Regions from separate parts of the Homo sapiens genome. Here region 2 is linked to region 1. A link is a loop called in an ENCODE intact Hi-C map of the cell type or tissue named here. Cell type or tissue: endothelial cell of umbilical vein. All regions are shown on one strand. Links, peaks and the distances in the headings refer to the core of each region. The heading gives the core; the rest is flanking DNA. Region 1 overlaps AOPEP (aminopeptidase O (putative)). Region 2 overlaps AOPEP (aminopeptidase O (putative)).

Evidence for each region. Peaks named below come from ENCODE experiments on the same cell type or tissue, not always from the same donor. Only the 100,000 strongest peaks of a DNase experiment are listed, where the experiment ranks them.
Region 2: it touches region 1 in a loop (8-fold over the local background); 1 of 110 quality-filtered maps calls a loop at or near these places.

What each region holds. Positions count from the first base shown.
Region 1 is chr9:94,921,506-94,934,124 of GRCh38, forward strand. AOPEP (aminopeptidase O (putative)) reads left to right here. Exons shown (of 17, transcript NM_001193329.3): 6 at 2,481-2,670; 7 at 6,920-7,026. It overlaps AOPEP-AS1 (AOPEP antisense RNA 1), which reads right to left. Exons shown (of 2, transcript NR_147614.1): 2 at 5,515-7,358. Among named protein-coding and RNA genes, the nearest start is that of AOPEP-AS1, 18 kb to the right of the region's middle. RefSeq lists enhancers at 5,801-6,590, 6,591-7,379, 8,096-8,596. In endothelial cell of umbilical vein, for the core only: no CTCF peak of the experiment used is centred there; a DNase peak (open chromatin) is centred at 8,046; H3K27ac peaks cover 1,938 bases.
Region 2 is chr9:95,018,536-95,031,154 of GRCh38, forward strand. All of the region lies in intron 13 of AOPEP (aminopeptidase O (putative)), which reads left to right. Among named protein-coding and RNA genes, the nearest start is that of MIR6081, 41 kb to the right of the region's middle. RefSeq lists enhancers at 1-478, 4,744-5,943 and a silencer at 10,352-10,502. In endothelial cell of umbilical vein, for the core only: no CTCF peak of the experiment used is centred there; DNase peaks (open chromatin) are centred at 5,246 and 5,936; H3K27ac peaks cover 1,967 bases.

The DNA.
Region 1 (12,619 bases), core at 6,786-9,285:
AAATCTACTTAACATGAGACGTTCAGACATTTAGTGCCCAAGGGAGGGAAGGAAATTCTCCTTGAAAGAATATTCTGTTGGTCCTTTTATGTCAGGATTTTGTTAACAGCCTTTGAGAAAGGTTATCAAAACCTTACTCCATGTTTTTGGTTTAGTTTTTAAAAGAAGCCTTTTCCTTCATAGGGAAATAGCCCCAGAGTATCCAGTATGTCAAACCCAACCTTAGAGGGCCAAACGGGCCCCGGAGGCTTTCGATTCAGGTTCCCAGCCGGAAAATTGCTTTTCAGGGAGAAGGTCATGTTTTCCGCAGATAGTGGGGTCATTTGTATGGTTAAACGCCCTTCCTTCTGAGCCGGCAGGATGTTCAGACTTGGCCTCCCTCAGAGGACAGTAGGAAGTACATTTACCCCCGACTCAGAAGAAAGGATTGAAGATGGGAAGGGGAAATTTAGGTGGAATTCTGGCAACGCTGGGTCCTGTCCCAAGCCCAACAAGATGGACTGAGGCCGGGGTCGTGTCTCCAGAACATTGAAGGGTGGGGAGGGAAGTGTGGTGCAGACAACAAGGACTGCTCAAGGGGAAAAAATGAAAGGGTGGGAGAAAGAAGTGCCACCCACCCTCCCCACAGCTGCTTTTGTGCATTCCTTCAGGCCCTCGCAGACTTTTATATTTGCATAAATGGGCCCTGGTGAGGCTTCCACACTGGGACAGAAGAGCAGGCAGGTCCCCGGACAGTGGAGGCTTTTTCTTCATGAATAGTCTTAGAGCGATTTCGCAGTCATCCACTCGTGGAAGCTTCCTGGCTGGAGTCCGCCCTCCAGTCTCTGTAAGGACGTGCGTGTCTGTCTTTCTGGCTGCAGACCCTGCCCACGCAGGCTTGCCCTCCAGCCTGTTTATAAGGCCTGAAGTTACTTCTGTCTTGTTTTAGCCCAAAGGGTGAACTGCTGCCAGCAGTATGTCTGGAATGTTATTTACTTGGTACATTTCTGTGGCTTTTTGTAGCATTGCACATGCCAGAGCCATTTACTTGAAAATGCCAGGTTGCACAGTTTGTCTTCTCAACGGGGTGACTTTCTCAGTTAGGGGAGTTTAGTTCCTGTGTCTCTCAGTTTCTTCCTTCCTTCCTTGTTTTTTTTTTTCCCCTGAGTTAGTGCTCTGAACAATACTGTTGGTGCCTGTTGCATCGCACCCCTTTATCCTGAGTGCCCCAACTCCACTTGTAATTTCTGGGGTTTCTGGTGTCCTCTTCAGAGCACCTGGCAGATGCTTTTTCATTTGCATGCCTGCCCTGTTATTACTTCACATGAAAGCTGTCTGTTTTGGCAGACATGACTACCATGATTGCAGTTGAGCTCTCTGAGCTGAATGGGTGATGTTGTGTAAGGGAACTCGAGGTGGGGTTTTCTCTAATGGTGGCTGTGGGAGTGGAAGAAAAACCTGCGAGCAGTCTTGGCTTGTGCCGAGCCGACATGATAGCAAACAAATGACTTTTGAAGGGAGGAACCGGTGTGTACAGTTTCCTAATTTGGAAGGTTTCACAACTGTTTTTGTTCAACTGATGGAGGAGAGATTTTTTTAAGGGCAAATTCTTCATTAGGAAGACTGTAAACAAGTCCTGGAAAAAGGATAATTGCTGAAGGAGGAGGCATGGAAGATATTTGATGGGCCTCTTTCGTCAGCTCCCCTTCTTCCCATTCCACCTATGCAGTTTTAATGGTGATATTTTGGGTTTTAACACAAGGTATGGAAAATGAGATTAGATAAATCTCCCTGTCTGGTGCCAGTCCTGGGGCCATTTGCACACCTGGGTGGGATAACTCCCTGCCTTCTTTCTGTCAGCATAATTTTGTTCTGTCATGTGAGTCTATAAGCACTTGCAGATATGATGGAAAAGCTTGGCCTTACACGGTCTCGGCCTTTATTCGGGCCTCCTGGAAACCTCAGCCATCCCCGGCACCTGCTCGTTTGTTAACATCATAGCCAGCTCCCCGTGCAGAATGGAACATTTTCTGCTCCATTCTTCTTGGCTTTTTCTGTCCTTCTGCATGACTTCTCAATTTGTTTGTAAGCTGCTCAGATTTTTGGCTGAAGGGTCTTCTTTGATCACTCTCCTGACAGCTTAGGCTTCACACTGTCACACCTGCTCTTCTTTTACAGTCCAGATTTCAGAGTAAATGCTTCCATTGCCTTGTAATTTTTGTTTTGAGTGTAAAACTTTGGTGCAGGTTACTTATTACAGGTAATAGCCGTTTGATGATGGAGAAAACTGGTTGGCAGAAACGGCCACCTGAACTACAGCCAGAAACATAAACTGCCACTTTATTTATGTCTGAAAGCATCTAAGCCGCAAGCCTATCTGTCATGATCTAGCATGCACATGATAATAACAGGCTTGCCAGGCTAGGAAAGCTGCCCCATCGGATGGCCATGAGGACAGGCTCTAACAAGACTCTGTGCATTTTCTCCCCCATTATCCACAGCCCACACATCATGTTCCTCTCTCAGAGCATCTTGACAGGAGGGAACCATCTCTGTGGGACCCGCCTCTGCCATGAAATTGCCCATGCCTGGTTTGGCCTAGCCATCGGGGCCCGAGACTGGACGGAGGAGTGGCTGAGTGAAGGCTTCGCCACTCACTTGGAGGATGTGTTTTGGGCCACAGCACAGCAGGTGGGTTAAAGTGACCCTAAGTATTTCACTACCCAGAGTCAAATTCCATTTCTGGTCATTTGCTCACCCAACAGCTATGGACTGAGGGCCTACTATGCACTAGGCACAAATTTTGCTGGGGAGATGGCTGCATAAATAAGAGAGGGAAGCCCCTACTCCCCACAGGATTTACAATCTAGAGATGGGAGAGAGAGTAGACAAGTGAATCAGTAATGGGTCAAGTGTTGGAGTACTGTGAAGAGAAATGAGACCCATAGAGGGGCAGTGGGTCCTATTTTAGAAGGTAGTAAGAGAAGGCCTCTCTGATAAGGAGATATTTGAGCAGAGATGTGAAGAAAAGGTCATGCTATAGCATACTCAAGCACTTCTTTGTGGTTGTGATTGTGGTGACTTGTGTGTGTGCAGTGTATGTGTGTGTGTTTTAAATAAAGAGATTAAAACATAAATCCAGAGTCATCTCAGATGTCTGCTCACAAGTAGTGAATGAAGAATGAAGCAGGGGCGGTATAGATTAGGGAATGGTGAGAACTGTGGCAAACTGACAGCAGCTACTCAGCTCTAACCAATTGTCATGGTGAAGGAAGGAGGGCTCAATATAACCTACACTATTAGTTTTTTAAGGTAACTTATAATTCTGGACTTTTATGTGAAGTTTACTAATTTAAAAAATACCACGCAAGACAAACATACCCAGAAGCCAGACCTGGTGCACACGCTCCCAGTTTGCAACCTCTACCTTAAAGCATTGGCCACCAGTTCCAATGAGGATGATAAGCAACTAAGCTGCTTCGTGCTTACTTTCAAGTTCCTATTTTTGTTGTTGTTGTTGTTGTTGAGACGGAGTCTAGCTCTGTCGCCCAGGCTGGAGTGCAGTGGCACGATCTTGGCTCACTGCAACCTCCACCTCCTGGGTTCAAGCAATTCTTCTGCCTCAGCCTCCTGAGTAGCTAGGATGACAGGCACATGTCACCATGCCCAGCTAATTTTTGTATTTTTAGTAGACGGGGGTTTCGCCATATTGGCCAGTCTGGTCTCGAACTCCTGACCTCGTGATCCGCCCACCTTGGCCTCCCAAAGTGCTGGGATTACAGGCGTGAGCCACCGCGCCCAGCCTCAAGTTCCTAATGTTTAGGTCACTTTTTTCCCCCTGTCATCTCTGTCCCTTATACACTGGACTATTTGGCATTTTCCAAAATTCCCAAGTTTGTGCATACCTGCATGATATTGTTCAAGGTCCTTTGTCTGTTGAAATCTTATTTATTTTTCACTAACCAGCTGGAGGTCACCTTCTCTAGCTAGCCCAGGCTGATTACCCGGCTCACAATTCAACACTACCCTCCTACACACTGTGGGTTCCCACAATACTTGGTGCTTACCTTTTTAAACTTATTTTATTTTTTCTTTTCCTTCTACTGTGTCATTTCCTTATCCTCACACCTGGACTATACCTGCTTTAAATTGGAGCTGGGTCTTGCTTTTCATACCCTGGCCGTGGACCCAGCAGTGTGCACATCAGTGTCCCCTGCCACATGGAGTCCTGTGAGGAGAGGCCACATGATAGATACAGAAAAGGCTCTGGGGTCTGAGTCAGACAGACTTCCAGTCCTGGCTCTGCCATTCGTTGGCTCTGTGAGTATAGGTAGGTTAGGTAGCCTCCCCAAGCCTCCGTTTCCTCATTTGTAGAATGGATGTAAGAATGCCAAAGCTTGCAGGGTGAATGGGATCAGGTGTGAATGAGCTTAGCACAGTGCCTGACACGTGGAGAATGTACAAGAAATACCTGTTCCCTTCCTCTTTGTGTTTCCCTCCGTCTTACACACAGGCATTCAGCAGGGGTTTAATATGAACGTGCCTCTATCACCATCTCTTCCCTGGAGTGCCTCCCTTCTGAGACTCTCAGATTCGCGCTGGTCCTGGCAGTTGTGGTGCATTCCAGGCATCTGATCATGGAACCTCCAGTTTTTATCTCCTGCATCTCCAAAGAGTGCTCCTCCTTACCCTTCCCTTTGCCTAGACTTCTAGGAGGCCACTCCTTAGTCTGCTGGCTTGGTCCTGCCTCTTGACTGATAAGTTTACATAGAGAAGTAAACACTAAATATTGTCAGAATTCCGAGGTAGGAGAGGACAGGTCTGGGCGGGCCTGGAAAGCCTTTGTGGAGGCGGTGGCTTCTGTTGTGAGCCTAAAGGGACAGCAGGAGCTGAGCTTGCCCTGTTGCTCTTTTCCCTTAACATGATAGGAGTCAGCCCCCTCATCATCCTTGGAGGTACATGCAGTAACTCTTCGAGATGTGAAAACATGAATATCCCTGAGGCAAAATTGCCATTCTAGATTCCAGCACAAAGTTTGAAACATTTCCAGAGCAAGTCCGCCAGGCTGACCTCTCCCTTCAAGTGCGAGACTGGGCTGTTGCTGGCCCTGGCGAGTGCCTGCCTCAGACCGTCCAGGGAGTGGGGGAGTGCCCTGTGGGGCAGGGGTGGGTGTGCCACCTCCCAGGTGCTCCTGGCCAGCAGGCCCCACCCGGGAGCAGGGCATGAGGATACAGGGTGACAGGGGTCACCGGGGTCACTTTGCTGCCTGGGAGACTGTGCTCTGCAGCACTGAGCAGTAGAAAGCATGGTGGGGCCGGGGGTGGGTTGCGGGGGACATGTGAAATCTCAACAAGGTGATGGAGACCACCTTCCACTCAGAGAGGCATCCGCAGGGATTTGTGAATCAAGTCAGTCGCAAGGTTGGATGGTGTAACTTGTCATCAACCTGGAGAAAGTCTAAATGCCTTCACAGACATATTAGTCTGCTTGGACTGCCATAATAAATACCAGAGACTGGGTGAATTAAACAACAGACGTTTATTCCTCACAGTTCTGGAGGCTGGAAGTCCAAGACCAAGGTGCCAGCAGGGTTGGTTTCTGGTGAGGCCCCTCACTCTTCCTGGCTTGCAGGTGGCCACGAGCTGCTTTTTCTCTGCGTTCTCATATGGCCTTTCCTCTGTGCATGCAGAGAGAAAGTACGCTCTGTTGGCTCTTCCTCTTCTTATAAGAACACCAGCCCTGTAGGATTAGGGCCCCACTCATGACTTACTTAACCTTAATGACCTCCTTGAAAGCCTTATCTCCAAATACAGTCACACCGGGGTAAGGCCTTCAACACATATATTTTGTGGAGACACAGTTTAGTCCATAACAGCAGGCACATGGGGTCTGAGGATCGTCTGGCCTCTGCCAGCTTCCCTGCACCTTGCTCCCTCCCAGAATGGTAGTCTGCTCCAGGCCTGACCATATGCCTTGCCATTCTCTAAGCACATCACACACTTCCTGGCCCGACGTGCCTTGCAAGTGCTCTTCCCGAAATCCCTCCTCCCCGGCCGACTCCTCCTTCCCTGAGGATCAGTGCTGTCACCACCACCTCCTCAGGAAGCCCTGGTGGGCAAGGGGGCATCTGGGTTCTCCCTTCACCTCTCCCGTCACCTGCTCTCTGATGTTAGTGTTCCTGCCCATCTCTCCCTCCCCTGGCTGCTGCCCCAGGCCCTGTCTGTAATGTCCCCATGGCCTAGCAGAGACTCAGTAAATATCTGTTGAACGAATTATCAGGAAAGTTTGATTTCCAGAAACACCCGTGGATAGACGTCTTCCCTCCCCAGTGGGTGCTCTGCTGCCTTCCCTCACAGAGGTCGGGGCCGTGTGGCCCAGTGAGCACACCATGGGACGGCAGCTGGTTCTGACTCAGTAGGGCAGAGTGTGATGGCCTCCCCTCCCCCAGAGTGAGTCCAGGCAGCACTTCTAGTTATGTGCACACAGAATCATCTGGGTTGCATTAGCAGGCCCCGCTGGAAACAGTCCTTAACAAAATTGAGGGCTGGGGAAAATCGGAGGTGAACGGTGGGGCCTTCCCCATCCTGTGCAGAAAGACAAAGCAGGAAAAGAGGACAGATCAAAGTGGAAATGGTCCCAAGGGAAGCCCACTCTCTCCAGACCAGGTGTGTGTCGGTGGGATGGGTGGGTTCCAGAACAAGGCGACCTCCGCCAAACAGCAGGCCCAGCTCCACGGCCAGCAGCACAAGCGAGCGTGCACGGTTGGTTTTTTGTTTTAGGCACTAAGAGGCTCCAGTGGCCTTTAGGTTTCTGATGGAAGCAAGGTGAGAGCAGGGGCAGGCTATCTTGTCCCCCATTGAAACAAAGTGAGCCATTGCACCAGGACCACAACAGTGACTGTGTTTTGTGCATGTGTGTCTGTGTGTCTGTGGCTGAGCAGCTGGCCCCCTATGAGGCCCGGGAGCAGCAGGAGCTGAGGGCTTGTCTGCGCTGGCGTCGCCTCCAGGACGAGATGCAATGCTCCCCCGAGGAGATGCAGGTGTTAAGGTAAAGCTGCATGGTGATCCACAGCCCTCTCATTCCCCTCCTTCTTTCCTTCAAGACACCTCCCTGCCAACTGATGACATCTGCTGTGTTTCCTTTTTAAATTAAGTTGGGGTGGGCTTCTTGTCCCCCAGATGTGATGGTTATGTTCTAAGTCTTTCAGGGCATGCGTTTCGATTTGCCTTCCGTCATTTTCCTGGTGACTGTTTAGGAAAAAACTAGCATGAGGCCATTTCCGGGGGTCAGATCCTTCGTTTGAAGTTCTAACAGTCACTTTACGTGGTGGCTGCGGATGTGGCGAGGGTTGGGGTTTGGCAGCCTGGCAGACAGTAAACCTATAAAGCCAAAGGGGAAAAAAATCTTTAGGAAAATATTGATTCCTAAGTGTTTAGTGGTCACAGATGTATGTGTCAATGGGCCCTTTTGTTTCCATCGTAGCCCAGCAGGAAGCCTCTGCTGCTCCCCTGTGCAGCAGGATTCCATGGCCAGCTCCTGAGTTTTGTTTGTAGACTGTGGCTTGTGGCATGTGCAGGATTATTTCATGCCATTTTTCCACGTTTGTCCCTCTCTGCTTTGCTCCTTTTCTTTGTGAAATGTTTATCTGAAACCTGGTACCTAGGCTCCGGGAGCACTGTGGTTGCTATGGCAACAGGAGGTTCCATCACCTCCCCTCCTCTTCCACTAGAGTCAGATGTTGGTAATCTGCCATCAAACAGGTGGGGAGGGATGGCCATCCAGGAACTGCTCCTCTCCTCGCCTGTTCTTAGATGGCCGCCCTGAAGGCCCATCTACTTTCCCAGGCAGAGGCCTGCCTTGGATGGTTCTGCTGTTGTTGTTTGTTTTTAAATATACACCCCCACTTCGCCTGACTGTGACTGAAGCCTAACGCAAATGCACCCCAGGGAGGGAGCTGGCTGGGACTTTTGTGCAGCACTGCAGAATGTTGGGGTATGGCAAGCTGCACCCTTCCCACAGCAAAGTTCCCTGCGCTTGCACGCTAAGGCGGACTCCCAAGTTGACTCATCCATTGTTTCGGAAAGGAGATCTAGCGGAGGGAAGTGGAGCGGGCCAGGAGCCAGGAGACCTGTGTTCCCGCCCCAAAGCCATTGTTCCAGCATCTTTTCTCTTGGCCAATGCTGATTGATCCAGGCAGGACAGCTACTCCTATGGCCAAAGTGAACATGGCCCCTGCTCTCACAGAGCTTCCACTTAGCAGGGACATGGCTACAGGTACCGGCCGGTCACAGGTGGTGCGCAGCACTGTGAGCAGACTGCTCGGTGATGTCCATACTAACTGGAGGGCGGCGCATAAGGAGGTGGGGAATTTCTCTCTGAAAATGAGCTGCCTTGTGCATAGCCTGCCTGAGGTGGGAAAGGCCTTCATGTGCCTTAGGGACAGAAAGAAGGGCAGTGTGGCTGGAAAAGGGACTGAGGGCAGGGGCCAAGAGAGGCAGGCAGGAGCCAGGTCACACGAGTCTTTCCCCAAGTTCTTCAGAAGCTGCTCCAGGACCTTCAGCAGGAAGGTGGTATGATCTGCTCAGTATTTGGACGGTGCTGCTCTGCTGCTGTGTGGAGAGCACCACAGGCAGCCGACGGAAAGCCAGGAGAACGGTTGCAGCCTTGCAGTAGTCCATGCAAGAGGCCCTGGAGTGCCTGTGACAGATGCAAGACGCAGACCTATTTGAAATGTGTTTTGGCTGTGGAACGGGCAGGTCTTTGGTTGATTGAATGTGGAGAAGAGGAAAATGAGTGTATCCAGAATGACTTTGAGGTTTTTGAGTTGGACAGTTGGGTAGATGGTGATCCCATTTGTGTGATGGTAAAGACATGAGGAGGAGCTTGGAAGGAAAATGAAGTTTCCAGCTTTGCATGTGTTAAGTTTGTGATGACCAATAGATATTCAATATTATGAACTTTGGAGATTACAATTCAGGAGCTCACTGGAGAGACTGGAACATTCAGCCTATAAAACCCTTTAAATCTTGAACACAGTGAAATCCTCAGGGAGAGAGGAAAGTGAGAGAAGAGGTCAGGAGGAAGAGGGGGAGCCAACAGAGGACTCTGGGGAAACCATTATGTGTTTCCCCAGAGAAAACCAGGGCACTAGGGGCCATGGAAGCCAGAAAAGAAGCTGAGGCAAGCAGGTGGGAGTGGCTGATGTTGGAAGCTGCCTGGGGGATGAAGAGGGGCGAAAGAGAGAGAAGTGGGACTACATGGGTGATGGAGAAGGAAGTCAGGCTGAAGTGGACAGGAGCATGGATGGGAAGTCAGGAAGCGGGGCTGGTAACTGTAGGCTCTGTGAGAGGGGGTGTGTTGGCCCAGGAAGCGAGACTGGGAAGGTAGCAGAGGGACATGAGGGCCAGAGAGGTTTGCTTTCAGGTAGGGCGCCCAGGAGCATGCTTACCTGCGAGCTGCCTCACTGTGCAAATCCCTTCACCTCTTAAAGGCTCAGTCCCTCCACCTAAGAGGTCATTTCCATTACGTCTCTTAGTCCCTTTGATCCCTTTGGTTTTGCATAACCATAGTCCTTCAGTGGGGTAGGGGCATCTCAGTAAATGTGAGTTTTGGTGAACTGTGTTTCCAACTTGTAAGCAAGTTAGACTGCACCCTGGGAAGTCAGTTCACACATGAGGAGGGCCTCATCTCTGGCTTCCCTGGAGCCTGAGTCAACCAAGCTTCTGATGGCCAAGATCTTTTCCTTTGTGTGTGGAGTTGGGAGAACAATCTAGTATTTTTAGACCTTTGTACTAGACAGTTTTTTATGGCATTTGCTTTTCTTTGTCTTCGTATTCAGAAATTTTGTTTGCCTAAATTTAGGCTAACCATGAATTGACTGCATTTGAAAGGCTTATTGCACATCAATAAGGAAAATATTGTTATCAGATGTACTTACAATGAGGAGGAAATGTTTCCGAACCTGCCCTGAATTATATAGTCTAGGTTTCGTTTACTCCCATCCCCTAGAATTCTCCCTTAAATGGACACAGAGAACCTGGAAGTTATTGAAAGTAAAAGGAAGAACCAGACTTGTAAAAATTTGTTCTCAGATTTTGTTTTCAATGAGACCTTGGGAAAGAAGTCCCTTAAAAACAATCAGATGCTATCTTGTTCTTTCTTTCAAGATGCCCCATGGTCTTGAAATGATGGGCCATAACAACGTAAAAATCTCGCTTTATGTCTTGATAGGTTTCCACATGTTGGCGGATGCAGTGGAAGCTTCTCTTGAGATCTTTGCCACACTGTTCAACATGTTTGACCACTCTGTCCTAAAAACGCTTTCTTCTTAAAGCACTTTCTCCTCCTGGCTTCTGTGTGTCTTACTCTCCTTGAGTTCCCTCTGCCTCTGTGGCCAGTCCTTCCTCACCTCTCTTGCTGGCAGGTTAACAGTCTCCACTTCAATAGCCCAAGGCTCAGAAAGACTGAGTAATGCGTCTAACCTCCTCTAGCTGATAAAGAACCAAGGCTCAGAAAGACTGAATAACGTGTCTAACCTCCTCTAGCTGATAAAGAAGAGAACAGGGATTTAAACCCAGGGACGGAAACTCTTCTCGGTTCCCTATACCATATTCCTGTCTTCAGGGAACTGAGAGCATTTAGTTGCATTAAAACAAATAAAAAAACAAACAAACAAAAAACCTGCAGGTATCTTGGGCTCTGGAAGGACATACAGGTCAGGGTGAAAAGTATGCTTGGTCCAAGCATCTTTTTTCTTTTAACACATGAAGTATGTGTCTTATTATTTTAAAAGACATTGAGAAAAAGGAACATTCAACATTCTCTTGGTTATAGATACTGGAGTATTAACAAAGTGAAAAGAGAAAAACTAAAATTTTGTTTGGCTCTGACTTACTAGTTTTAGTAATTTATAAGAACAGCTTTCCATTTGTGCCTTTCATACATCCACTGAGTCATGAGGTTTCATCAAATGTTTCTTTTTTTCTTTTCTTTCTTTCTTTCTTTTTTTTTTTTTTTTAAGACAGAGTCTTGCTCTGTCGCCCAGGCTGGAGTGCAGTGGCATGATCTCTGCTCACTGCAACCTCTGCCTCCTGGATTCAAGTGATTCTCCCACCTCAGTCTCCCAAGTAGCTGGAACTGTAGGCATGTGCCACTATGCCCGGCTAATTTTTGTATTTTTAGTAGAGACAGGGTTTCACCATGTTGGCCAGGCTGGTCTCAAACTCCTAACCTCAAGTGATCTGCCTGCTTCGGCCTCCCAAAGTGCTGGGATTATAGGCGTGAACCACTGCGCCCAGCCCAGATGTTTCTTAGATTGACTTTGCTGTGTTTCCTTTGTATCCGATGTGTCTGAGATTGACTTCCTTGTAAGTCATTCGTTAACAGGTTTCTTGTATTTTCCTAGCCTTCTCAGCCTTCATTGGCTGGAGAGCCTGTAATGTGGCTACAGGCTTCTGAGGCAAGACGATTTGCTCAGTTTCAAAATGTTAGGGGTCACATGCCATTTTTCATTTGTTAATTATTGAAGATGTCTTTCCCACAGATAAGACCCCAAGGACTCTCCCAGACTCTTCATCTCCTCTCTGGCCCTGGGCAGAACTCTTCCCCAGGCAAAGTCTGATTTCAGTGTTCCTTTCTGTCCTGCCACTGTTCAGCTCTCTCCTGTCATCTATCCCCTGCCTACAAGGTCCCCTCCTGACTCGTGCAGCAGTGGTGGCTCTTGCCTGAGATGCATGGCAGCTTCCGAAAGGCTCGCCATGCCTCCTGTCTCCAGGGTGCAGCTGGATTCCGGCAGCTTCTGCCTAAGTGCTTTCAGTTAGCACACTCTGACAGGCCCCAGGGATGGAAGAGCTAAGGTGGCAGGGTCAGAAGAAATCTGTTGTTTTTTTATTGTTTGTGATTTATTATGACTTCTCTTTTTTTCTGGATTCATTGTTAAATTCAAGCTCCTGCTGAGGAAAACGTTAAAATGTATCGCTTTAAGGAGGTGCAACAGGCAGGAGTCTATGGAACTCTTAATCTTAGCTGCTGCCTCCACTTTGATACAATGCTAGATAAATGCGAGCATCTTTCCCTAACCTTCCTCCTGAATGCCTCATCCCTTGATCACAAAAACATCCCTTAATAATAGGGGGAAAACCCCAAGTATGTAACCCTATCCATAGCCAAAATAAAGTCTGCATGCCACAAGTGTTGTGAATTTGTATGATGCCTACTGTACATTCCACTTAAAATAGGAAGCCTTTTTTTATTTTTATTTATTTTTTTTAATTTTTTTTTTTGAGACAGAGTGTCGCTCTGTCTCCCAGGCTGGAGTGCAGTGGCGCAATCTCAGCTCACTGCAAGCTCCGCCTCCCATGTTCACGCCATTCTCCTGCCTCAGCCTCCCAAGTAGCTGGGACTACAGGTGCCCGCCACCACACCACGGCTAATTTTTTGTGTTTTTAGTAGAGACGGGGTTTCACTGTGTTAGCCAGGATGGTCTTGATCTCCTGACCTTGTGATCCGCCTGCCTCGGCCTCCCAAAGTGCTGGGATTACAGGCGTGAGCCACTGCGCCCAGCCATATACCATCTTATTTTTAAATTGAAAGCTTACAGGCTTCAAGGAAGAGTCTGATAAGGAGAGAGGAAAATCTCAGT
Region 2 (12,619 bases), core at 3,770-6,269, 94 kb after region 1:
AACCTGCTTTTGTTCTGTCAACTATTGTGACTCAGAATCCTCTCTGTCCTTGTAGCATTGTTAGGTGTGCCTTTCTTTTTATCCTTTCAAAATCATCTGTTCTTATCCTCTCTGGAATTGTGTCTGATGACATGCAGCTTGTTTTCTGCAGAAGAATGCTAGTGTTGTGGAGAGGTTCTCTCTGCCTCTTGGCTGCAGCACACAGGCGCTGGGTGGTCAGACCTGCTTCCGAGGCTGTCTCCACAGTGACTGTGCAACCGCATGTCATCCTGTGAAAGGGCAGATACGTGCCTCGTCAGAGCCTTGTGGGAGTTAGTGAGGGGACTTCTCTAAGGCAGCTAGTACTCACTCAATACTTAATGCATCTTAAGGCACCTCTTCACAGAAGGCGGTGGAAGGCTGCTTACGTGATGGCATGTGGATAGCGATGCCATCCGTTTGTTTTTTTCTCCTCCATGACAGAGAAGCAGGAAAACATTCCTAAATTTATTTATAGACGTTAAAAAAAAATCAGGCTTGGTTTTTTCCTGTAACTGTTCTTCAGCCGGCAGCAAGTATAGCAGCAAGTATACAGCAGCAAGTATACAGCAGCAAGTATACAGCAGCAAGTACAGCAGCAGCAAGTACAGCAGCAGTACTTTATGAGTTGTTGTGTTTATTCCCTGCCTTTTGGCTTTACTCAAGAAAACCAGTTGTGTTTCTCAGAGCAACTGTATTGTTTTATTTGCCACTCTCTTCACTTTGTCCATTATAGTACAATAGATTGTCCTTGTCCCGTCTCCAAATTGGAAGCTCCCTAGGTGGTGGTCAGGCTGTTGATGAGATTTGTATTCTATCAAAGCTCCATTTTAGATAATCTATCATCATTTTTTATACGCAGTAAGTCGCTGATTTTGTTTCTTTTTTTCAAACAGTTTTGATTTGAAGTTCCTTTAAAGGCTGTTGGAGCTTTTGCAAATACCCAGCTAATGAAAGGCACTTAAGATTGGGCCCATGTGCATCATCACATTGAAGTTTTCTGTCTAAAGGAAGGTTCCAGCTACCTGTTACCCTTTTGCTAAACACAGTTGCAGTGTTGCAGTGTATTTCATGACAAAAGTGTACTCTAGTTTTCTGTGAAATGATTATTTTCTCTGAAATGATTCTTGGTCATGTTGAGCTTCTAAATGTTAAAGAGAACATAGTGCTTTTGACCTGTGGAAATCTCATCTTGGTACCATGGTGCTGCACAGACCATCAGGAAGAACTGAAAAGTTCAGGCAACTTGAGAAAATAAAGTCACCACCAGCAAGAAGCTGTCTAAAATAACCGGAAGATTATAACCCAAGCACGTGGAGGAGTGTGCTAGTGAGTAGAATGTTATGAAAGCTACTAGAGGTCCTCCATAGATGCATGTGCTAGTCCTAAGGAGAAGGAAGAGGAGAAGGATTGCCACGGAGGAACACCTGAAGTTTCAGTTGAGCACTTTGTTTGGAAAGTTGTCCAAGGCTGGAGTTGTGAGAGCTGGGAAAGACCTCACAAGCTTCTCTAATTCAAGTCCTTGTTTCACATATGAGAATGCAGAGGCCCTGAGAAGTTGATTCCCAGGCCTGCATGCTGGCCTGGAACTAGAGCCTGGGTCTCCTCTTGCTTTTTCCAGCTGTCTGCCCAGGTAGCTCCCCAAGGCAGGCATGGAGGCAGAGCTGCTTTGGGTTCCAGGTAAGGAGAGATGTGTCCAGGTGGCCTTTGTTGTATTGTGGGGCACAGACACTGAGGGAGACAGGGAAAGGTCTGGGAGACACAAGATGGTACCCCAGAAGGCCATCCTTTGTAGACTAGACACACATCCAAAGGGAGGGCTGTTTCCTGGCTTATTGAGGACTTTTCCATTTGGGCTAGAAGTAAACTGAGTCAGATTTTGAGAGATCAGTAATTCCAAAGAGCAGATAAGGATTCTATAGTAACACAGCTGGGTTCACTGCACGGGTTGATGTCAAATTGTGCTTTTCATGTTACATTAGTGGATTTTACAAGGCACAGATTATTTGACATTTTTGTGATGCTTGTTATAGACCAACTGTGACATGACAGTATTATTTAAAAAAAAAAAAAGAAATATAGGGCCAGGCATGATGGCTCACGCCTATAGTTTCAGCACTTTGGGAGGCTGAGGCAGGTGGATCGCTTGAGCTCAGGAGTTCAAGACCAACCTCGGCAACATGGTGAAACCCCGTCTCTACTAAAAATGCAAAAATTAGCCAGGTGTGGTGGTGCATGGCTGTGGTCCCAGCTACTCAGGAGGCTGAGGTGGGAGGATTGCCTGAGCCTGGGAGGTGGAGGTTGCAGTTAAGCCGAGATTGCGCCACTGTACTCCAGCCTGGGCAACAGAGTGAGACCTTGTCTCAAAAAAAAAAAAAAAAAAGACATAAGCATGACCAGATAAATTGACATTTTGTTTTGAAATGCAGTAATGGCACTCTCACAAATGACCTTTTCACCAGTCTGTGCTGGTATTTGTAAATATATATGTTAGTATTGTTTTCTAAAATGCAAAGCTGATTTTCATGTTTATATATATTCATACCTTGATATATTGCAATTTTAGAGTTTCTGCAGTCTGTCTAACTTGGCTGTTTGTTCATAGGCCAGATCAAACTACCCTCATTCCCCAAAACTTGGATTGTGAAGGGATTAGTGCCCCAGAACTCTCTGTGTTACTGGCAGGGCAAAATGGGTAGGAATAGTCTGGCTTAGGGAAAAAGACATATTTTCTCTCTAACACAACTGGCAGATACTGAAGTGGGCAGGTGGCAAGAAAAGGCAAGTACTGAGCTGATTCAGACTTGCAGAAAGCTTCCTCTCCTCCTTCTTAGCAAAATGAAAGGCTCTGGGAAAAGGCACCTGCCTTTCCCTGCCTTGAGGATCCTGGCATCCTTGAGTCTTTATTGAAGATTAATTTAATGACTTGGTCAACAATAGCATTACCTAATCACAGAGCATCAGATTATCATAAGACAAATTTAAATGATGCCGAAGTATCTTCCAGCAGAGGATTAGTGATGTACCAGCATGCATGTGTAGCTTGTGTGGGTGTGTGTGCATACAAGCATGCACATGTGCGCACACACACAGAGAGTCTAATTGGCCTTTGTCCTCTGAGCAGGGGGCAGGTTTGGGCTGGGGCCTGCTGTGTGACCACAGTCTCCCATCTTAGATTGAAGCTACATCGCTGTGTGCATCTAACTCTTGATTCACGGTCTGACCGACGCCTTGGTTTCTGGAGAACTGCCCTCGTTTATGGAAGAGTCACTGTCATCAGGAGCCATCCCAGGGAGAGGCTCAGTGGGAAGTGTAAAGGTGGAGCAAGTAAACCGGCTCCAGAAGAGAAGGCGAAGAAGGACTATTTCTGTTTAGATTTGCTTAACCGCATTTTCACTTTCTTGGGAACCCCTGATGGAGTTCAAGGTCATAGAAGAGAAGAAATCAGACACTGCTACAGGACTCTTGCTCTTGGTTCAGATTATTCAATGGGAGGGGAGAAGAGAGTAGTCGCAAGTGATTGTTGTAGATTTTGTCTCAGCTTTTTGTTTTTCTTTGTATCAAACCTGTTTTGAGATCATACACTGTTACAGAGAAAGAGAGGAGGCATATTATAAACGTGTGGACTTCAGTGTTATTCCTTCTCTTCAAAATGATGTTCCAGGTGTCTAGAGGGTGAGGTATGTCATTTACATGAAGGTTAAGAATAAAACAGAAAGTGCCTCTATGGTATTCTTAGTGGGGTTTTTTTCCTCTGAAAAACTGTTGCCAGCATATTTGGGAATACATCCTTATATTATTATTTTTGAGATGGGGTCTCTGTCGCCAGGCTGGAGTGCAATGGTGCGATCTTGGTTCACTGCAACCTCCACCTCTTGGGTTCAAGCGATTCTCCTGCCTCAGCCTCCTGGGTAGCTGGGACTACGGGTGCCCGCCACCATGCCTGGCTAATTTTTTTTGTATTTTTAGTAGAGATGGGGTTTCACCGTGTTAGCCAGGATGGCCTCGATTTCCTGACCTCATGATCCGCCCGCCTTGGCCTCCCAAAGTGCTGGGATTACGGGCGTAAGCCACCGCGTCTGGCCTATTTTGTTTTTTTTTAAAGACAGTTCATTATTGTCTATCTTAATATGTTAGAAATCACTCAAAATAAAGCAGCTGTTTTAACAATAGCTCAGTAGAAATAGTTTGTTGAGAGTGTTTTACTTCCCAAGAAGTTTTTTGATGTAGTTTTCTTAGCAGGAAAAATGTTTGTCTGTTGTGGATGGAAACATTTCCCCCCTTGCCCAGAACATGTGTGGTTTCCATTAACTTATTTTTCCATAGAACTTTGGCCATGGCTGTAGCTGATGCTGTGGGTCACCTGTGCTATTAGGGTTAAATTGAGATCTTAAGGTACCTTTCTCCCCGCTGTAGTCCGGAATGACATGGGTTTGTGATCAGACAAACTGATTGAAATCCCACCTTTTTGCCCCTCACCGGCTTTTTCACGCTGGACCGACTCGCTTCTCTAAGTCTCAGTTTCCTCATCTGCAAAACAGACTTCACGGGAAAACATTTTGCACAGAGCTGCCCCTGCATCATGGGTCACAGACAGTAGTAATTAATGTTACTGGGGAATGGGCTTTTCCAGTACTGTTTTCAGACTTAAAGTCATTTGTTATCTGTGGTGTGTTATGGGAACAGAAGATGTTCCTGAGAGCTGATAGGAGAGACCAGGAAGTGTAGCTGCAGGAAGAATGACGATGAGGGCACGTTTGGAACATCAGCGTGGCGGATGTGGGCCAGCTGAAGTGTCCCCAGCATTAAGACTGGGAAAGCAGCCCAGTCACTTCTCTAGTGGGTCCCAGCCACAGGTGCAGAGGACGCCTGCCTCCCAGGCAGACCCAGGAAGCTGCCCCATGGGGCCACTCTGCCCTAGTCAAATACTGCCTCAGGTTCAGTTGGAAGTTTCCAGTCGGCTCCTCCAAAGGGAGTTTTAGTTGAAGTCACTAGAGCTGTTTTATTGATTTTGGTTGAGGTCTTTGTGAGCTCAATTTACAAAAAGTCTGGTTATCCACAAAAAAATGCTTGCTGGTGTCCTGAGCAACTGAAGAATTCCAGAAACCTTTCAACAACAAGTGTTGAGATCTCCCCTGACCCCCGCCTCCCAGCAACTACAGAGGTCTGAGTTTGCAGTAACTATTATTCTTGTGTGGAATTGGCTCTGGATCGTTAATAAGTTTCCCTGAGCGCTGACTAACAGAAACCCACTTAGTCACAGAAGAAATGGGTCCAGTGTTTGTCCCAGCTATGAGTAATGGGTTATGCATGATTTAAAAAGGCTTCTCAGAAAGGCCTTGCTTATGTAGTCAAGGATCAATATTTTTGAAAAGAAGTTTTTATAGGTAAGCCATAACATTACTTGATAATCAGACATCATTTTCAAGTAGTTAAAAGGGTCATTGGATAAAGCTCAGTGGACCGACACTGGCTTCCTAATTGCTAAGGGCTGAAACTCCACATGCCCTGTAAATTATGAGCATGCTTGAATTTTTTATGGGAAAAGAAATTATGGTTTTATGTCGGATAATTTTCATGTCAAATGTTAGATCAGCCAGCCGGCTCTATCATCCAGGCAGGTTGTTGTTTTTCCCCACCTGATCCCTGCTTTTCCTTGAGAAGTTTATTTTAAATGGAGAGTCAGGAATGAGAGAGAACGTAGGATAGGAATGAATCATGAGAAAAATGCCACCAGTTGTTTTCCATAGTCCGTGTCCTTGTTGGAATATCCTTACCTTTGTCAACAGAGAGTAGCAGTTCATCCACAAGCTCGTGAGCAGCCACTGGCAGCACTGCCTCCATGAGGCCTCGGGAGCATTCTCATTGTTTTCTCCAGGCTGTGCTGTTCTTCCCCTCAGCCTTGAGAGTGACCAGGGATCTCCTAGGCCTAGGGAAACGCCACCTGGTCATTGGCCAGAGCCGTTTCTAGATATGGTATCTGACCCCTGTGTGAGTACCGACTGCCCAAGAGCTGGCAGTAGTTTTGTACTCTGAGCCTGAGCGTGTGGCCCCACGTTCCATGAGGCCTTTGGCCGGTTTGTTTGCCAGAGTGTCTCTGAGAGGAGGGAGAATGTTGGTATGGAGAATAATTTTATTGCTTTCTTCTCAAAATAAAGGAAATACTCAAGGGAATGGTGGGAGGGGAGGGGATAAATATAGCGTTTCCGATTTCCTGCTTCCTCTACTCTTCCACAGCATTTCACTTTTCATACGGTTAGATTTTCATCCTATCGACTTCAGCTAAAAATAATTCCAACCATTTCTATCAGATTGGCCCTCTTATCATACTTGTTATTATTTTGCTTTCCTATTCAAAACCTTTTTTTCCCCTTAGGCCAATGAACTGTTTTACTTTATTAGCTTCATATTTATTTATTTGTTATTGATGGATAATAGGTATACATAGTTTTAGGGTACATGTGATTTAGTACCATCATATAATTTATAAAAATCAAATCATTATATTTGGGATCTCAATCAACTTAAATATTTGTCTTTTCTTTATGCTAGAACCATTCTCAATAGCTTTTCTACAGGGAATAAAAGATGGTCTACAGTGCTCACCTGCTGCACCTGGTGCATGTGTCATGGTCTTATGGCTGGGGCAGTCTTGGTGTCCTGGCTTTTGGATGGTCAGAAATTCTGGCTTGTCCTTGTTCTTCCTTCTCCCGTGATCCATTTTCCCAGCAGAGGCCATTACATATGCTGGTGTCCCCCTACTCCTTCCAGCCTTCTGTTAACAGATACTGTCAGCCCACAGCCACTGCAGACGTGGCCCATTGCTACTTCCTTGTCCACAGCAACAGTGCTGGATACGGCTCAGTGCCTTGTCAGACAGACAAGAGTTGTTGATGAGTCTGCAAAGCAGAGCTGGTAGGTTAGCTGCCAGAGCTGACCCCACTGAGCAAAGCAGTGAGTTTAGTAGGTACTTGGCAAAAGTTAATTCATCAGGAGTTGGGAGAAAAGGTGCAAGAAAGGTCGTCTTAGATTATTGGGCATGGGCTGCCTGCTTACCACATTGGTATTTTCGTTTTGTATAATTATTAAGTTGATAGTGATTTTAACAAATAAAACATAACTTTGAAGTTTGGGAGGTAAGTGACTTGTGTAAGGTTTTAGGTTACATGAGCTAAAGATAAGAATTTCTGTAGTGTCATTTCCTAATTGTTCAGAGTGCCCATTATGCTTAGCCTAGGTGTCTTGCTTGGGTTAGCCCATTCTAAAAGTCGTGTGTTCCTAGGGCAGTGGTCATGATCATCACTGGACTCTGCCAGTTCCCAGGCCCCAGCACTGCCTCCGCCGGCAGCAAGCAGTAATAAGTAAGCTCCGAGTGGTTAAGCCTAATAGGGCTGTGACCCAGTTTGAACTCCGTAATGAGGAAAGAGCAGATTTATTTGCTCCCCTGCATGCGTCCCTCCCCCGTGTTCCTTTATTATCTTTAGAGGAAATTGAATAGCAAAATTCTGCATTCTCATAATGCTAATGGACTGATGTCATCTTTTCCACTCTGAAGTCAAGAAAGTAAGAGAAAACCGGAATATAGATTTAACACTTCATAGCTACCCAGGGCTTCAGCACAGGTTCTTTCTGTGTATATATATGTTTTTAACAACTTTAAGGCGTAATTTACGTGCCATAAACAATTCACTGATTTTAAGTAAGTTAGCTAAGTTGTGCAACCATCACCACAATCTAGTTTTAAAACATTTCCATCATCCCAGAGAAACCCCTGGCATCCATCACTAATCACTGCCTATTTCCCCCTCTCCTCATCCCTAGGCAACCTGTAAATCTACTTCTTGTTTCTGTAGATTTGCAGTTTCTGGACATTTCATATCAGTGGAATCATATAATACATGGTCTTACGTGTTTGTTTTCTTTCACTTAGCATAACGTATTGAGGTGCATGCATGTCGCAGTGTGTATCGCTGTGTTCCCTTTATTCCTGGACAGTATTCCATTTTATGGTTACACCACATTTTATCTGTCTGTTCACCAGTTGATGCACATTTGGGTTATTTCCAGTTTAGGGCTGTAGTAATGCTGCAGTAAGTACAGATGAGTTGTTAAATGAACATATGCTTTTACCTCTCTCCGATAGATGACCTAGGAGTCACGTAAGTTGAGTAAATTTATATGAGCAGTTGAGTAAATGGAGTGATTTAAGAAGCCTAGATTGTTTTCCAAAGTGGCTATACCACATTACCTTCCCACCAGTGATGAACAAGGGTCCCAGTTTCTCCACATCTTTGCCATGAGCTATAAGGAATATAACCTTAACTGTTGACTTGTTTTATATTCTTAGGTACAGAAGAAAGCTAGGAACTATTTTAAGGTATTTACAGTTTTTCAAGCATTGTTAACACATGTTAATTAAAACTGTAGGGTGGGAGTGGTGGCTCACGCTTGTAATCCCAGTACTTTGGGAGCTGAGGCGGGTGGATCGCTTGAACCTAGGAGTTCGAGACCAGCCTGGGCAACATGGCGAAACCCCATCTCTATAAAAAAATACAAAAGTTAGCTGGATACGGTGGCATGCACCTGTGGTTCCAGCTACTTGGGAGGCTGAGGTGGGAGGATCGCTTGAGCCCAGGAGTTCAAGGCTGCAGTGAGCTGTGACCACACCACTATACCCCAGTGTGGGTGACAGAGCCAGAGTGAGACCCTGTCTCAAAAAATAATAAAATAAAATAGAATAATAAAATAAATAAACTTGTAGTCTTTGATGCCTATCCTCCCTACTCTCTAGGTTCTACCACCAGTCATGCATGCAACAGTTAAACACATTCCATTTAATTATGTTTTTTTCTTGTGGACTTGATATAAAGTATTGAGTTGATGTGTGTATGTGATATTGTCTAAATTAAATTTACTTTGAGGAGTGATGTTTTTGGTATTTTGAATTCTTTTTTTTAGTTCTGTTACTCAAACCAATGTTTGTCAGTTTGTATTTCTGATTATACACATTGTTTTAATATAGAAAAGACACACATGTGTCTGTAGAGCCATGTTTTGGGGTGCTTTAAATAATTAAATAGTGAAGTTCTAGGTGTTAGAATTTGGTAGCTTTTAAGGATTCTTTATTAAAAATGCAACTAGCAGTATCTGTATGAATCTAGGCTATCTCCAAAAGCCTTGCAAAAGTTGTGCAGGAAACTTTATCACATCATTAGAACATGGCAGGGGTTACTACGTTTTCAAGTCCAAATGACCAGAGTTTCTCATTATTTTTGCTTATTCTAGAATTTGCAGGTATTTTTAATTTTGGCAGTGAGCAAATCAAGTGAACCTATTTTTCTAAATAAGTCGTATCATCAGTCATGACAGAGCATTCCGGTGAAATAACCCTCTCGTCGTGGGTGAAGTTCAGGACCACCCTTTGGGTCTCAGCAGAATCATGAGCCTCAGAACACTCATTGCAGGCCTGTTTATCTTTCAAATTTGTGCTTGTCCAAATATTCTGAAGCGGGGCATGCAGTCTGTCAAGAGGAAAAGATGAGAGGCATTCCAGTTCACACCTAGCACCCAGGTGCCCAGTGCCAGAAGTTCATGGGAGGAAAATAGTGACAGAGATGATTTTCTTAGGGTCTGATATCTGAATAAACAACCTCAACTGAACACAATTTACATCAATTATTTTGGCCTCCAGAGGCACTTTTGTCATGTGGTGGCAGTTTGTTATAAAGGAACGGTTCTCATAGGGCAGAATCACCCTCGTGGGAGTGATGTGGGTGCTTTGTGATCGGGGTGCTTTGGCCGTGGGTGTATGGAGTCCAGGCGCACTATGCCTGTGGTGCACAGTGCATTCCAGCAGACTGGAGAATTACGTCACTACCCACACAGCCTTCAGGTGCCAGCTGGAGAGCTGTACAGGTGAAAAACTGGTGTCTAATATTTGGGCTTAGAAATTCTTTTATGTACACAGTTTTAATATTGACTCAGGTTTCTGGGAATGAGTCTGAAGGGTAAATCTGGGAAGATTGTATTTTGTTGAATTTTTCCAAGAGTTACTTGCCATTTCAGAAAATCTCTTTTGCAGTGAGAATGCATTTGTGATGTTTGAGTGACCACCTGCCACAGCTGCTTCAGTTTGCATTAACAGCTGTGTGTTAGTGGGGATTCTCCAGGCAGCCCATTGCTTCACTGTTGTATTTAATTGGGTACTCAGGCATCAGCTTGTAAATATTGACGTCCATATTAATGCTTTATAACTCACTTTTCCTTTAATTCTGCTTTCTATTATAGATAGAGCATTGTATTAGAATTTCCCTGCCCAATTGTGTATATTATTTGTGTTAGGTTATCCAAGAATTCCGCGAGAGCCATTGGCCCCAGATGTCCGCAGTGTTTTGGTCCATATTACTGAGATACTAGCCTAGTGTGTCTGGAAGGCAGCGCCAGCTGGTGAGGAACGCACATGGGGCAGAGTTTCCAGGTAGCTGTGTGGGCAGGTGCTGTGTGGCATTGAGCTGTCCTCGTTTGCTGAAAACTGATTCTCTCAGGGGCTTGCCTGGGACTCCCTAGGATGTGGTCCTCTATACTTGCTGCCGTGACCAACATGAAATCTCCTGTCACCGTGCACTCTCTTGGGGAAACTGGGGGTGCCAGAAGACCAGCCACACATTTCTGAGAAGAGGTGAGGGTGAGAGGCAATCAGGCTGGCAGGCCTCAGGTGGACATTACTGAATTCCTTATGGGCATTGTGTAGATGCATACATTAAATCATTCTACCAGTCTGAATTTTCCTGGCCTTTGTCCTTTTGTCTGCGTGTGTTACTGATGAGCCATGCCCTGTAAACCGGTGTGGCCCCTTCCAAAGCCTGTGTTTTCTCAGTAGGGTAAAGTTACTCGAGATCCTCAAGTGTAAGTGCTGTTTCTTTTTTGTGTGCTGCGTGTCACCCTCCTGGGCCCTCACACCTGCCATCCATTCAGTGCCATGCCAGTCACTCCTTCACCCCCAGAATTTGAGAGACGCCATGTGTTAGCAGCTCCTGTTTCAGCACTGATTGGAGTTTCTAAGTTTTCCAGTATTTGTTGTCCTTCTTTCATTTGTTATTTATATTTTGGGCATTTCAGTGTTTTGTAAGCATCTTCTCCAGCAGCTTATCAGGGGCATGGTGAGAATTTAAAAAGGAAAGTTACTCAAGGGAAGGAGGTTGAAATTCATTTCAATTTAATTTATAATAACCAAATCTGTTAATATGAAATCCAGGTGATAGTCTGGCCTCTCTTTCGTAGTGCTTGTCCTGGGAGATGGGTGGCATTACTGATGGTGTGCCCAGCACTCCTAAGTAGGGAGGCCCCCTGGGAGTCCAGTTCATGTTGCTCAAGTTGTTGAAATCTGGATTTGAGTGCTGAGTTGACCATTGCAGCCGTGGTATGATTCTGGTCTCTGCATAAAGTAACCAAGCTTTGTTTTCTGGTGTGATACCTTTCCTGTATTTTTATTACAGTTCAGCATATTTAGTTTCTTGTTTTAAACCAACTCAAGATAAGAAATTTAACTTTTTTTCCCCCTGAATATCAAAGTGATACTGTCTGTTACAGAAAATTCTGAAAATATGGGAAGGTATAAAGAAGAAATTTCAAAATTACCAGTAATCCAGTCACTCAACCAGCACTTTTAGTATTTTGATTGTCTTTTAAGAAGAATAATTATTGAAGAAGAATGGGAGCGTGTTATATATTTGTGACTTTGACTTTGTGACTTCAAAGGTGGTTTCATGCAGGCTACTTTTTAAAAAAATAATTGAATTCAGTTGTTTTGAAATTCTGCTTTTTTGGAAAGATCTGTTATGTACATTTCATAAAAAGCAACTTCATTGACCATGAGTACTGGAATTCAGCATTTAACTGCAGCTGTAGTCCTGGGGATATGTATACCTTAACTGATTCCATTTGATAACCATCTCCTGTGTCCTGGAGTAAATGGCTGTAAGTGCAGAGCAGCGTCTGAGCCTCATGAAGGGATCGTGTCGGACTGTGAGAGGAAGGTTTGTGCATTCGTCCTTTACCTTTGCCTTTCTGCATGTGGCCAGTGATGTAAAAACTGGCAGCAGCCATCCTTCTTCCTCTCTGTGTCTCTTCTTCCTCTCTGAACATGAATCAAACAGGCATCCATTTCAGAATCTCAGGGGACACTGCCAGCTCCCCATCATGACTTGTGTGTTTAGTTTGTAGGCGCAATATGGAAATTATGGAAGATGAGCTTCAAGGTTCAGCAGTTAACCGTGGGTCTATTTCTGCTCTACTTTATGGGTTACACTGAAATGGATACTCAACTTATTTCTAAGAAACATGCAGTTACACAGCTGTCTCCTGCTTTCTGGCTTTTATTAAAATGCAAATAGTCCTCACTTCAAAGTAGCATAATCAAATCCTGAAAGAAGTATAACTGATACTTTGCCTCCTCTCTAGTATTTCCACTATGTTGTCTGGCCTGGCTGGCTTTTCCGACCCTTCTCTGCTAGGCTTGATCCCAGGCTAGTGGAAAGTGTGGTGTTCACAGTGTGCAGTTTTACCCTGGGTGTGCAGTCACATGCACCCCCACATGACATGA